Linked DNA regions of Homo sapiens: region 1 is linked to region 2. A link is an interaction called in ENCODE POLR2A ChIA-PET data of the cell type or tissue named here. Cell type or tissue: GM12878. All regions are shown on one strand.

The links. ChIA-PET counts read pairs that join two places held together with the same protein. Peaks named below come from ENCODE experiments on the same cell type or tissue, not always from the same donor. Only the 100,000 strongest peaks of a DNase experiment are listed, where the experiment ranks them.
Region 1: POLR2A ChIA-PET joins it to region 2 with 5 read pairs; 2 of 35 experiments call an interaction of 5 or more read pairs at or near these places.

Annotation. Positions count from the first base shown.
Region 1 is chr9:37,037,129-37,041,128 of GRCh38, reverse strand. No RefSeq gene overlaps it. Among named protein-coding and RNA genes, the nearest start is that of PAX5, 4.9 kb to the right of the region's middle. RefSeq lists enhancers at 2,550-3,127, 3,626-3,705. In GM12878, no CTCF peak of the experiment used is centred here; no DNase peak of the experiment used is centred here; H3K4me3 peaks cover 1,522 bases; H3K27ac peaks cover 781 bases.
Region 2 is chr9:36,902,198-36,906,197 of GRCh38, reverse strand. All of the region lies in intron 7 of PAX5 (paired box 5), which reads left to right. Among named protein-coding and RNA genes, the nearest start is that of MIR4476, 11 kb to the right of the region's middle. In GM12878, no CTCF peak of the experiment used is centred here; a DNase peak (open chromatin) is centred at 2,247.

The DNA.
Region 1 (4,000 bases), 130 kb before region 2:
TGCCCTCCTCCCTGGCTCTCATGACAGGGGAGGGTACTGAGCTGACTCCTTAGGCCGAGGGGGCAGGGAACACCAGTGACTCAGGCTTTCTGACGGGGTTTGGAGAAAGAGTGGAAGTCTATTCACTTGGGGTGTGTGTTCCTTCAGGACCAAGGAGCATGACCCCACCCCTTGCCACCCTCTCCCCTCCACGCCAGCTGGGATTCAGCTTCAGCCTGGGTGGCCAGAAGGGGCAGAGTTTTCCTTTGGGTCTTGGAAGCTGCCCCAGGTGGTACCCCCAGGCACCCAGCCTACACAGAAGACCTCAGAGGAAATGGAGGGGCCAAACGCTCGCTAAACGGGCTTTGGTGAAAGGAGCCAAGACAAAACCCAGCTCTGAGCTTAATTAAAAAGAGTGCGTAGTCCCTCCCCCAACAAATGCAGATTGCCCACAAAGAAGAACAGGAACCCAGTGGCCAGGAAGACCCGCAGCCTTATAAACAAGCACTTTGGGCTATGTAGGGCAGCTCTGCTATGATCTGATACAATGACTATTGTCAAGGAGGGCTGTTTTTCCATGTTTTTGTATCCTTTTCTTCATTTTCTTTTGCTACCTAATTTCATGCATCAGAGGTCAAAAGACAAAAGGTCAGGCCTGGTTTAGAGGCAGCAAACTCCCCACCACCAAGAACGTGTGTCCAAAAGAGCGCTTTGAGGCACCGCCTGCAGACACTGGCAGGTTTTCATCCCTGATTCTCTTTTGTCACTTCATGGGGTACATGAGTCTACGTGCAAATTGCATGAGAAATGAGACACCAACTGCTGTACCAAATTAGGAAAAAATTCACTAAACTGTTTCCATCTCATACTTTGTTTATAAGAATTTGTACCTAACAAGGAAAAGCCCATCTTTGAACTCTCAGCCTGCCTATGGTAGAGAACTTTACACACACACGCGCATGTATATGTAAATATATACATACATAAAATATATATACATATACACACATATATCCTGTAAAAATAAAATCTGAGTACATATTTCTTAATTGTTTTGCTGGGAAGATTTATAAAGATCTGTCCAGAAAATTGCCAATACTTGTTCTAAAGATTGTTTTAGTTGAAAGGATAGCAGCATTTCAGTATGAACAATTTAGCATGATTATTTTGGTACGTATTTCGTATGAATATTTTGTCCTCAGACTGCAAATCTTTCCAATGTATCATTTTGGATTCTTAGGTAATAGTAGATTGACGGAGTTTCCTTATGTGATAGGTCCACACTATGTGTTTATAACGAGGATACAATGTCATGATTTTCCATTAGAAATATTTTCATGATTTAGGGGGATAATGACTTTCTGATTCTATGTCCATAAGCTCCTCATATTAGATATTTCAGATGGTTTTCATCTGACCGAAAATAAATTAGGGGATATCTTTAATTTTTCTTTGTGTAGAGGATTTTTTTTTTTTTGGTAGATTTGCATTCAGTGCCAGAAGGCCCCCACCTCCAGTACAAAGTGAAGGAAAAGTTAAGGCTTTGGGAAGTGTCTCTGGTGATGGCTAAACACTGAGACTGGCTTCAGGGCTCATCTCAAAGGCACTTTGGCCCAAGTGTAGCTCATCTTTTCCATCTTACTCTGGGCTGGGTTGCTAAAGATAGTTAATCAGCAGCAAACCTGAAAGATTTTTAGAGCACAGTTTTATTTCCGGCACGTTCTCAAATCCAGACTTCATATCCTGTAGCCCCCTGACCTTCCCAAAAGACTTCCCTCCCAAAAGAAAAAATAAAAATCAGCCCACAACCTGCCCTGAGGCTGAGGTATTCACTTGGCGATTTGCAGGTTCACAAGGCAGGCTCCAGGGAAAGCACCCCAATCCTGGGGTGATCCTCTGCCACGGCTCTGAAGTTATTACAGAAAAATGGAGAATGAAGAAACGAGAATATTAAAGGGCTTACTTAAAGGCGCGCTTCACTTCCGTTTAACACTCTGATCTGCGTCCAAAACTAAAAGAATCGTTTAGCTTGTGCACTCACCCTCACTCAAAATCGCTTGTGCAGTAGGCTTTTTTATGTTCCAGTACTTCATGGAATCAAATTATATCACATTAAAATGTTATTAGTTTAAAACACATTAAATAAATGTAAGTCTGGGCCGACGCATGAATATTTAAAGCTCACATTACACGGTGAACTAGAAGAAAAGGGGGTGAGGAGAGCCAACAGAACATCGTATAAATACTGATAGAAATAAAGCATCCTATGTGCAAACTTTCTTTAGCAAAATATGGTTTTATTACTTACACTTATTATGGTATTGTTAAATTTGAAAAGAAATATAAAGAGAAATGAACTGATTTACGCTTGTTTTCAATATTAAACAACCAGAATGCCAGTAAATCTTTTCAATGCCCCATTTTGGATTCTTAGGTGAGAGTGGATTGCTGGGACGTGTTGGCAAATTTTAAATACAACTGATTGCCTGTTTTCCATATTCATATATTGCGAATGTAACTCCAGGAGAGTGAATTTTATCTCAAAATTCTCCAAGAGTTGCCTTCAAATAGCGTCTCTGTGCATATGCATACGGCATACACTTGACGTCTACCATGTGTACCTGTGCGCTGGAAACTAGTCGTGGAACTGAATTGAATTAGTGGATTTGAGTTGAAATGAACCCATCCAAACGACCCCAGGTCTGCGCTCTTTGAGGCTTCTCTCAGTAACATTTCTAATGAAAGCAAGAAAAGCAGTAAAGTAAAACAACAATAGTAATAACCCACCATGAGCACCAGGTTACCCGAACACAGACCCATTGCGTATTCTAGCGCAACCCAAGTATTTCCGGGTGGCGAGTCGCTGGCACATGGTGCCCCAGTGAGCCCGCACCCGGAGCTCGAAGCCCTGTAGGCGCAGAGGACCCCACTGCCAACTGAAATGGGTGTTTTGACCCAAACCAATCCTCAGCTCCTTTTTGCCCCGGGCGCCGCCTGAAACCCCGAGGCGACGGCTGGCCCGCGATGTGCACTTTTTGCGCTCTGCGCTGGGGGAGTTGCAGGTGGAGAGGCGCCCCCATCCATCCCGGCACCGCCCCTAGGGAAGCCCCAAGTTTATACCGCAAGGGACCAACTCGCCGCGACTCGGCGTCCACCCTCAATGCTGACACAGTTCAGGCCCGGCAAACGAAGCAGGGCGGGGCTGGGCATTAGGGGCGCCGCCTGCCGAAGATGCGGTACCACGTGCGCGCTGTACGGACCCCGAATCCTGTGAGTCCAGCTCCGGCCACAGGCTTTCGAAGAACTGGGCCCTCGGCTTTAGGGCGGGGCCTCTTCTTTGCCTCCTGCCTGGATGTCGACTCCCACCCACGCTCTGCGCTAGCTCCGGGGCCGAGCCCCAGTGCCAGAGTCGTTCCCTGAGGCTTCTCCCAGGGCTCGCACAGAGGGAGGCCCAGTGGCGGACGGCGATGGCCCAGCCTTTGCTGGATTCCGGGCTAGGGGTCTGGGGAAGAGGGGCATCGGGCCGGAAATGAGCCCCAGTTCGGGCTCCACGAGCCCTGGAGCCCCCAACGATGTTTCCTGGCTGAGTTAAAGAGCCCGACCTTGGCCCCTCGCCTGGCGATGTCGGCCTCCCCCTCCCTTGCCCGCAGCGTCTTAGCTGGAGGGCAGCTCGCAGCGTGCCTAGGCCAACCCCTTCTGCGTCTCTTTTCTTTTCCTGTCACTCTCTGTTCTCGGCTTCTGCTTTCTCCTTCTCACAGAATGCCAGAGCGCCCAGGGGCCTGGAGGAGCTTCCGCACCAGCCCCTTTTCTGGGCCTCCAATTTGCCTTCCCCACAGTCTAGTCTCCCCCCGTTCCATATTTCTTTCTGTTTAGACTCTGCTCGTATTTCCTCGCCGATTGAGCCAGCATGTGTCTCTGCCTCTAAATCTTCTCCCTCGTGTAACATTAAACAAACCAAGGTGTGTTGAGCTGGAGAAGTCCTGGCAACGTGGACAGAAGGAATGGCTTATTCTGTCCTGGG
Region 2 (4,000 bases):
ACAGGTTCTGGGAATTAGGATGTAGACATCCTGGGGTGGGGGGTGGATTATTCTTCTGTCTACCACATCTCCAGGGCCAAATATAAAAGCCTCCTTGAGCACCGTGTGTCCTGTAGTTCCCCTGGATGACCCATCATCTGTGAGGGCACTGGGCACCTCTTTTGCTCCGTTTCTGCCTGTTCTTTCTCCACTCTCTCTGTGAGCACTGGCTGGTTCTCACTCTGTCTCCTCCATCTGCCCCAGTGTTGAGATAATTTGTGCCCTCCCTAGAGTCAAGAGACTTTGGAATATAGGTGCTGGATAAACCCTAGGGATCACCAGGTGCAATTCCATCATTGAACAGATGGGGAGGCTGAGACTGAGAACTCAAGTTCTCCCAAAGTCAGACACCTCTGGAGCCCATATCCCTTGACTCCTATTCTAGTGCTCTTTCCTCCATGTGGAACTCAGCCTTTGTCCTTGCAGAGTGGGTCTTTTTTTTCCCTCTCCTATCCTCCTTTCTCAGCCTGGTTGATCCACTGCCCTCTATCTGCCTATCTATGAAGCTGCCCAGTGGAACCTTTATCCAGGCCCGTCTTTTTGCCATCTTTCAACTCAGCCATGCGGAGTCCCTGACTCCAAGCCTTTGGTCTTGCTGGTTCCTGTACTTCGGGTGCTTCTGTCATTTGCCCAGAGGTGGCGGCAGTCTGCTGTGAAAGGGAGAGAGGGGCCTGATTTGGAGTCAGGCTCACAGGTCTTCATCCCAGCTCTGCCATAACTCCTGGTAACTTTGAGAATTCCCTTCCCCTCTCTGAACCTCAGTTTTGCCGTCTGCCCAGTGGGAATTATAAATCCTGGCTCATTCTTCCCTTACGGGACTATGGTGAAGTGCACATGAAAGAAAGTGTGTGACAATGGCCCAGAAGCTGTAAGGGGCTGGGCCCTTTCTTGTGAGCTCATGGAGAGCCGGCCACCTTGACTGTGCCAGGGGTCCGGCCTCCCCGGCAGGAAAGTGAAGATGAGCTGGTCCAGGACTTTGCCTGTGAAAGGATCTCACAACACTGCTGAGGGATTTAAGAACCAGCAGGCCTGACAGTCCCTGCCCATGTGCCTTCAGTGCATGTCTCCTTGGAGCACTCCCCAAGTGCTGCCTCCTCTAGGAAGCCCTCCTCAATTACCCTACAGTCAGAAGTCATATTGCCCTTGATCAGCCCACCATTATGCCTGTTAGCCCATTGTGCCTTGATTTATAATTCTTTGTGTCCAGCCTAACTTTCTTCTTAGTCTACAAGATTCTGAATTGTCTCTGCCTTCTCCAGCACAGCCTAGTATGGGACTTGGAATATAGTATGTACTCAGGAAGTGTTTATTGAATGAATGAATGGATGAATTAATAAACCAACGAGCTGTCTGCTATGATTGGTCGTTACTAATCACGCAGCACTCCACCCTTCTAGGTCATTGTCAAGGTTATTGACATGATTCACACACTCACATACATATCTTTGATTAGCATAAAGTCACATTTGAATTCAAGATATTATCATAATTATTATTTCTTCCCAAATGCATTAGCTTCTACTAGTCTGCTGCCTTTTTTTTTTCTTGGCCAAGTTCACAGCTCAGGAAAAAAATCTCTCTCTAATTTATCTCTATTAGCTTTTATTTTCATTATCTGTGAGGCCATAGAACTTCTACTCCCACCCTGAGATCATCTATAAATGTTTAGTAAGGTTGTTTCTGGCATGAATGCTTAGGGGCACCTGCTGCCTGTCTGGATGAACCCATCCAGAGAAGTGTTTGCCTTTTCAGACCCATTAGTTCCTTTCGTATGCCTCTGTGAACCCAGGTTCAAGATGGGGTCACATGCCCATGTTAAGGATAGTGTGGCCCAGCAGCCTATTTAGGGGGCTGGTGTGTAGGATAGGGGACTAGGGAGCTCTTCCCCCAGAGTTGGTTTCAATCCTGAACAGCTAGAGAGGCAGGCCCAAGCTAGGGTCCCATGAGCCAAGAGTCACCAGCAGGAGTGATAGCTGATGCTCCCATCCACTCCCTCTGCACCATGCATTGTTCTAAGCCCTTGACTTATTAATAGCTTGTCTAATCTGCATAACAACCCTTTGTGGGAGTCACTCTTCTCATCCTCATTTCACTGGTGCAGTAACTGAGGCACAGAGAAGCATAGAAACTTGCTCAAGGTCACACAGCTTGTAAGTGGTGTAGCCAGGTTTTAAATGCCGGCAGTCAGACTCCACAGACCACACACTTGACCTCTAAGCCACACTATTCTCATAAAGCCTGGTGAGTCATGGCAGCCTGGAAGTGTGCCAGAGGAAGTCTGAGTTGGACAGACCCCTATCTGAAGAACAGAGCTGATAGGTGGATTTCAGGCCACGTGTAGGGGCCGGGACTGATGGGGCTTCTTGGGTGATATCTGATTGAAGGGTAGTGGGTTGACTCACCCCTGAAAAGCTGGCATCCCCTTAGGTCAGCCTCCTGCTCAGACAGACCTCATGCAGCCTGACCAGGCCTTAGCAGGTCCTGGGTGAAGGTTTGGTGAGTGGATGGGCAGACACAGCAGGTATGATTGCTCCTTCTTTCTTGGGAAACATGCTGTGTATTCTTTCATGTTCCTGCCTGGGCCAGGCCACCTGGACATGCCCCAGCAGCCTCAGGGCTCTCAGCCCCTGCTGTGCAGCCTCCCAGCCCTCAGGCTGTGTGTTGTCCATTGTGGGGAGCCCTGTGCTTCAAGAAACTCCCCACCTAGACCAAAGCTTTCTTCTGTTCTTTTGCTTTCAAGCAAAAAATAAAAGCATAAGAAAGATAATTGTCATTACTTAAAAACAAATATTTTAGAGATGGGGTCTCACTCTGTTGCCCAGGTTGGTCTCAAATTCCTGGGCTCAAGTGATGCTCCCACCTCAGCCTCCTGAGTAGCCGGGACCACATATGTGAGCCACCCTTCCCAGCCAACTGCTTTTCTTAAACAGACTTTCTTCCTCCTTCCTTGGTCTGGGAGAGAGAAGGCCAAGTGCCAGGGTAAGGATCATGCCACTTAGGTCTGGTTCTCTTCAGGAACAAGTCGTGAAGTCCCCAGTTCTTCACACCTGCACCCCATGGAGTTCCTGCTTTCTTATCCTCCATTGCCCGGCCTGCCTGAGAGGAGGAAGGATGCCAAGTGCTGGTGGTGAGGGGTGGGGAACCTCGGCCCAGGTCCCGGGGCAGGCCAGCAGGTGTGATCCAGGTGACTGGATTTGGGGGAAGGGGAGGGGTGAAGCCAGAGGCTGCACTTAGGGCTCTGGGCAGCTACTCTTTTCTAGCTGGATTGGCAGCCTTATGGGGTCTTTCACAACCACTAATATCAGCCCCGAATGTTATAGTTGCTCAAAAGGTGTTGCCCAAAAGAAAACCATGGTTGGCACAAATAGCCGTCTGTGCCAGTGTGGGTGGGGGTAGATTTCAAACAGATACCTGTGGCTTCATTATTTTAAAATCCGTCTTGTGCTAATGAGGCTGATGGAATAAAAGGCCCTGGTGAAACCCAGCCTAAGGCCATGGAGCCAGGGTGTGGCTTCCCATGCCCCCAACACTCCCCACTCGGATCCTGCAGCCTATTTTGGCCCCTCTCCACCTGGGCTTCAGGGCCTCTCTAAGGGCTGGGCCCATCAGTGGCCTAGTTTCTCTGTGGCCTGAGCACACTTCCAGCAGGGACAGGCTCTGCCCACGGCACCCTCCCGGATGAATCCCTTCTTTGACCTTTGTAATTATTCCTGTTCAATCTTCCTTCGTGTTTTCTTCCTCCTCCCTTTTTGAGGTGCTCAACTCCTGCACTCTCTCCAGTGTATTAAGGATGTGAGTGAAATTGATGACTGGGATGTCTCAGGTCTTTATGATGATGAATGACTTTCACTGCCAAAGCTTTTATTGTCTGTGATTTGGGAAGAAGGGGGAACTGATATATCAAGGCTGCCTGTCAGACCATTTAATACAGTTATAAATCCTGACGTCACTAACTGGTGGT